2 separate regions of the Homo sapiens genome follow, and region 2 is linked to region 1. The links are chromatin loops, found by intact Hi-C in ENCODE. Cell type or tissue: dorsolateral prefrontal cortex. All regions are shown on one strand. Each heading gives the region's core, and the rest is flanking DNA. Links, peaks and the distances in the headings are about the cores only.

Evidence for each region. Peaks named below come from ENCODE experiments on the same cell type or tissue, not always from the same donor. Only the 100,000 strongest peaks of a DNase experiment are listed, where the experiment ranks them.
Region 2: a loop joins it to region 1, with 1.9 times the contacts of the local background. A loop is called at or near these places in 2 of 110 quality-filtered maps.

Annotation. Positions count from the first base shown.
Region 1 is chr21:26,117,179-26,120,097 of GRCh38, forward strand. All of the region lies in intron 1 of APP (amyloid beta precursor protein), which reads right to left. Among named protein-coding and RNA genes, the nearest start is that of APP, 52 kb to the right of the region's middle. In dorsolateral prefrontal cortex, for the core only: no CTCF peak of the experiment used is centred there; a DNase peak (open chromatin) is centred at 1,595; H3K4me3 peaks cover 963 bases; H3K27ac peaks cover 2,500 bases.
Region 2 is chr21:26,033,482-26,036,400 of GRCh38, forward strand. All of the region lies in intron 5 of APP (amyloid beta precursor protein), which reads right to left. Among named protein-coding and RNA genes, the nearest start is that of APP, 140 kb to the right of the region's middle. In dorsolateral prefrontal cortex, for the core only: no CTCF peak of the experiment used is centred there; no DNase peak of the experiment used is centred there; H3K27ac peaks cover 2,408 bases.

The DNA.
Region 1 (2,919 bases), core at 163-2,662:
CAGCTTTGTAGCGATACTATTTCTATCACATCCATGGTTTCCTGACATAAATACTGGATTCCCTTAACCTGGGCATAATTCAACTATACCCCACAAGAGTGCTTTACATTTTCATATTAAAACATTTAAATTCTCCATTGTCAAATGTAAAGAACTATTTTCTAGAATCATAATCTAGAAAATCTGAGTGAACCCCTTTCAGGGGAATAATTCATCTGTAGGGTTTTCTTTTAAATGCCAAAAAAGTATTTCCAGTGTAAGCGGAACATCTGCAGTTGCTCATTTCATCACTAACAGAGAACTGAAATTAAAATCAGAATCACAAAAGTGGACCATAAGAGGGAGGAAAGGGCACCAGGTAAGGATATGTCCAAGGCCATGGGGTTATAGGGACAGAGAAGGGAATTCAACCTATTCCGTCAAGGGTTCTGTTAATGTGACCGGGCTGTCTCTCAAATTAAAATGGAAAATTGCAATTTTCCAAGGCTTTGCCCCTGTGTGTGTGTGTGCATGTATTTGTGGTGAGCAAAAATAGAGAAGCTATTAAAAAAGAAAAATAAAATGTGATGACTGAAACTGCAAGTGGTTTCTATTTACCCTTGTGGAGAGTTGCCACATCTATTCACAGCCACTATTTGCTACACAATTATTTCAGAGCTTGAGTTTCGGCTTAAAAAATGATTTGCCATGAAAGCGAATAGGAGAAAAACAATTCCTTTCAGAGGAGTAATCTACATATTTCACTCCTGGAAACCTGAAATTCTTTTTGGGTCACTGTTGATCTGGCTTCTAATTACAAGCTATCCTCCCTTGATGTTTTTCACGGCCTCTGTTGATATTAGATTGGTGCAAAAATCGCAATTACTTTTGTGCCAACCTAATACCAAGCTTTTTTACTACTCAAAGGATAGATGTTCTCAAGTTGACCCAAAACTCCTACCCACTCATAAGAAGGCCAGTAAGTCATGCTTGCTGCTGGTGCCCAGTAGGAAATCAAGAGGTCCCTCAATAGGAGTCTTTGTTATTCACTACTCGTGAAATTAATAACCAACATTTGAAGCATGCATTTAGGCAGGACCCAGTAAGAGTGGCATCTACTGCTAGGACTGATATAAATGAATATAAAAGTGGAATTACAAAAAATAGAGCCTTATGCATGGCAAACAAACTCTTAGCCTCAAAAACAGTTTACAATCTAGTCAATGTCCATTTAGTCTTAAAAGGTGAATGTTTTCTTTTAACTTCATATATATACATACACACACACTAACATATATGAAACCATACACATACTATATAGTATGTGATGAAATGAGCGAGATGTAAAAAGTTCATCTCTTTCATTCTGTCTTTACAGTTTTTCTGTGTGTCTTTTGTTTTGTTTCGTTTTCTGAGACAGAGTCTTGCTCAGTCGCCCAGGCTGGAGTGCAGCGGGGTGATCTCGGCTCACCGCAACCTCTGCCTCCTGGGTTCAAGCGATTCTTGTGCTTTAACCTCCTGAGTAGCTGGGACTACAGGCGTGCACCACTACGCCTGGCTAATTTTTGTATTTTTTAGTAGAGACGGGTTTTTGCCATGTTGCCACTCCTGACCTCAAGTGATCTGCCCGCCTCGGCCTCCCAAAGTGCTGGGATTATACGCATGAGCCACAACGCCTGGCCTGTCTTTAAAGTTTTACTGACATGTCTCATACAGTCACCAAAGGGAAAAAAAAATGAAAAAAAAATATATATATAGTATTTGAGATCTTTATCCTATTCTGACTCTCTCAATATTGCCATATCTCATCAGCCTTGACCTTGTGAACATGCAGATAGAAAAAGGGTTAGAGGCAAAAATCAAAGACCTACTAAGGCCTTTGCTCATTATCTCATTTGACTCAGAAAAACCAAGATAAGTCACTTCCACATCTATTTAGATAATCAGAAGGGCTCAAAACCCGCCTAGAGTCTACTCAAGAGTGTTATTCCAAAGCACATGCTTGCTTTTTGACAGAACAAGCCAGCTGGCATTCCTGGTACTAGATGTCAAGCTTTTTTAATTCTTCAATCTTGAATATTATTTTCAAGTAATTTTTCCCCCATGGCAGTACTATTTTGCATGTCTTTGTTACTGGCTTTTAAAAAAATTACTTTTAGAGCAAGTAAAACGGGAAGCAAACCCACAGCTTAAATGTCTAATTTGCATTTCTCAAATTTAAATCACTAGATGTTAATATCTACTAACCTCTGGTAGTTTCCTCTTTAAGAAATCTCTCCTGAAATGCAAACACAAATTTCTCCAAAGTTAGTTCTTTCCTTAAATCTAATGCAGCCAACTGAATCTGCAAAGTAGAAGTCCAAATCTCCCAATGTTCCAACTACTAATGTTTATCAACCCTTACTTTATTTAATGTGTATTTTCTAGTTTTTCAACAGTTGACATATACCTACCTATGTACATATACACATGTATATATACCTGCTATACAGCTACTTGTATGGTATGTAGTGGGAGTGCTAGAATGAACACACACACACACACACACATATACACACAGTTTAAGAGCTCAATTTGCACAAATCTCAAATGCTGGTACTTTGCTAAGATCTCATTCTAGAATTAGTGCATTTAAGTCCATGTTGCTAACAAGGTGGAGGACTTGGTAACTGGGCTCCTCAGAGAGAGTGGTTTGAATGGCATTCACTGAAATAAATTTGATAGTAACAAATAAATGATTTTCCAGTATGGCTTCTACTTGTTCTGACAGCTAGGACAGATTAGCACCCAGCACAGAATACAACAAAGAAAAATCAAAATCTATTATTCCTCTTCATTTTTGGTACAAGAGATATTCTACATATATTCAATTTCTAAATTTCTACTGTTTTATATCAAATGTAGCCAAGCTAAGCCGGGATCAGCTGACCCTTGAGCTTG
Region 2 (2,919 bases), core at 319-2,818, 84 kb before region 1:
TGAAAATGGACTCATACAAAGAGTGCTACAGGAATTGCCAATTCTCAGTATGGTGGAGGAGGGGGTGGACTGCAGGAAGGGAGCTGACTAGCTGTAGCTCTGCTCTTTTATGAAGGGCTTTGTTTCACAGGCTGAGGAGTCTGGACCATCATCTAGATGCAGAGCCTAGTAGAAAAGCCTGAAGCAGAAGAGTGGCAAGGTTAGTTGTATTGCAACAAACATGAGCTAGCAGAAGCATGGAGGACAGATAGGTGGAGGAGCGACAGTTGGGATGTGAAGGCGGTGCTCGTGAAGCCTACTGAGAACTTGGATAAAATAACAGCACAGAACTGGTGACTGGGGATGAAGGGAGTGAGTAAGAGGAGGAATCTGATGCTTTGAGTTGGAGAATAGTTACTAATGGTAACAGAGGATACAGGAGGAATTAAGAAATGGAGCTAATGGGTTCAGCTTTGATCATGGTAGACTTGAGATTCTGTAAGACCCCGCTGGAGAGGCATACAGCAGACAGCTGAAAACAAAGAACAAAAAAATCTGAGCCACTAATACACAGGCACTGCTTTTCTATTTCCATTAAATAAACAGTGCTGCACTTTGTTGTTTTTTAAACTAAAGAGCTGCCATTCCTGAAAGACCACAGATAATAGACCAGATGCCCACTCACTTTCTGCATGGATAATATGTCCCACTGTGATACCATTATTTAAGTAGAAACAAAATCTAGCCTTATGAAGTCTAATTATACCATTCCTCCTCCTTCCTTCCCCTCTCTCTCCCTGCAAGCATAATTCAAGACTGCTTTCCCATTCAGAGATCTATGTGAGAATTTTAAAACATTGTTGCTGATTAGTCTCTCTAATCAATAAAAGAAATCTACTATCGGCCAGGCACGGTGGCTCAGGCCTGTAATCCCAGCACTCTGGGAGGCTGAGGCGGGCGGATCTTGAGGACAGGAGATCGAGACCATCCTGGCTAACACAGTGAAACCCCATCTCTACTAAAACACAAAAAATAGCTGGGCATGGTGGCGGGCGCCTATAGTCCCAGTTACTTGGGAGGCTGAGGCAGGAGAATGGCGTGAACCTGGGAGGCAGAGCCTGCAGTGAGCCAAGATCATGCCACTGCACTCCAGCCTGGGCGACAGAGCAAGACTTCTCAAAAAAAAAAAGAAAAAGAAAAAGAAAAAAAGAAAAGAAAAAGAAATCTATTATCGATTAGATTTGATAAATCTATTATTGACTAGAGAGACCAATCAGGAACAATGTCTAAAATTGTGTATGAAAAGCCATTCACTCATCAAATGCTAGTGGCTGCTAAGTGTCTGGCATTCTGCTGGATCCGAGGCTCCAAAAGGGAAAAAGATAAGCTCCCTGTACTCAGAGAGATTACATTCTATGGGGGGAGAGAACGACAACGAACCAATAAAATACTAAAATGTGATTCATTTCAGAATGGAAGTAAATAGGCTGCTAGGATTGAGAATAATGAAGAAGGGGTGTTTTCTTCAGAAAAGAATGATCAGGGCCAGGCATGGTGGCTCATGCCTGTAATTCTAGCACTCTGGGAGACGGAGGTGGGAGGACTGCTTGAGTTCAGGAGTTTGAGACAAGCCTGGGCAACAAAGTGAGATCTTGTCTCCACTAAAAATTAAAAAAAAATTAGCCAGGTGCAGCCTGTAGTCCCAGCTACTCAGGAGGATCTCCAGAGCCAGGGAGGTCAAGGCTACAGTGAGCCATGATCATGCCACTGCACTCCAGCCTAGGTGACAGAGCAGGACCTTGTCTCCAAAAAACAGAATGATCAAGGGAATTCATTCTGGAAAGATGGCAACAAAACTGAGGCTGAAGGTGGGACCTTGGAACATCCATTATAGACAATGAGATCTGTCAGCCCGGGGGTTAGCAAGCTGGGGATATTGACTTGTGTGACACTGAGCAGGGGAGAGTCGGGGGAAAGAGAGGCATGGGGTGATACTGCGGAGGTAGGGAGGAGCTGGGTCAAATACACTAATACCTGTAAGGAATGTAGGAGGTCAAACCTGACACCAACTACGTGTTTGTTAGTTGTTACCCGTTATCAATTATCCTCAGCATATCCAAATAAGGCTTCATTGTTTTCTCTCTGTGCACTTGGTTTTTAAGCGTATTGGTAAGCCACGAACACAACTTAAATTTGGGGGTTCCAGGATCTGCTTTATGTAAATAAACACTCTACATCCTGGCTGCTGTACAGAGAATGGCTTGGTGTGGGAGAAGAAAGCAGCGCATGTGTCAGGGAGAGAGAACGAGAGCAGAGATTAGCAGGATACGGAAATAACTCCAGCAAGAAACAATGGGAGTTTAGATTAGTGCTGGAAAAGATGGAGATAAGTGGATAAATCCAGAATTCATAGGATGTGCAGAAGAGACGATGATGAGTTCTAGGTTCTCAGCAATAATCCCTAGGAGAGGGCATAGGACCATTACTGAGATAGAATAGCTTTGAGAGAACCACATTGAGGACTGGGTAGCAGGGGAATTAAGAACTCTCATTTGGACATGTTAGGATTCATATGCCTATGAAATAACTAGGTAGAGTCTGGCCTAGAGAAATAAACCTTGGCCTAGTCTACTTACAAATGGTATTTAAAGTCAAGGGCATGGATTACAGCAATCAGGAAGAGCGAGCCAGAAAGAAAAATAGTATAATAATTGTAAAGAGATAGCCAGTGTCAGGAATTTAATGGATGAAATGTCAAAACAAAACAAAATCAGCCAAGACAGGATAATTAAAACCACAAAGGCTAGGGTGGGGGTGGGGGGTAGAACTGGGGGGTGGGCACTCCTAAAGCCTGCATAAACAATGTGTAGGAAAGACAGGCTGGAAATGACAGTGACACACAGGTTACTAGACAAAGGGCTTCTGAGAAATGGCAAAGGT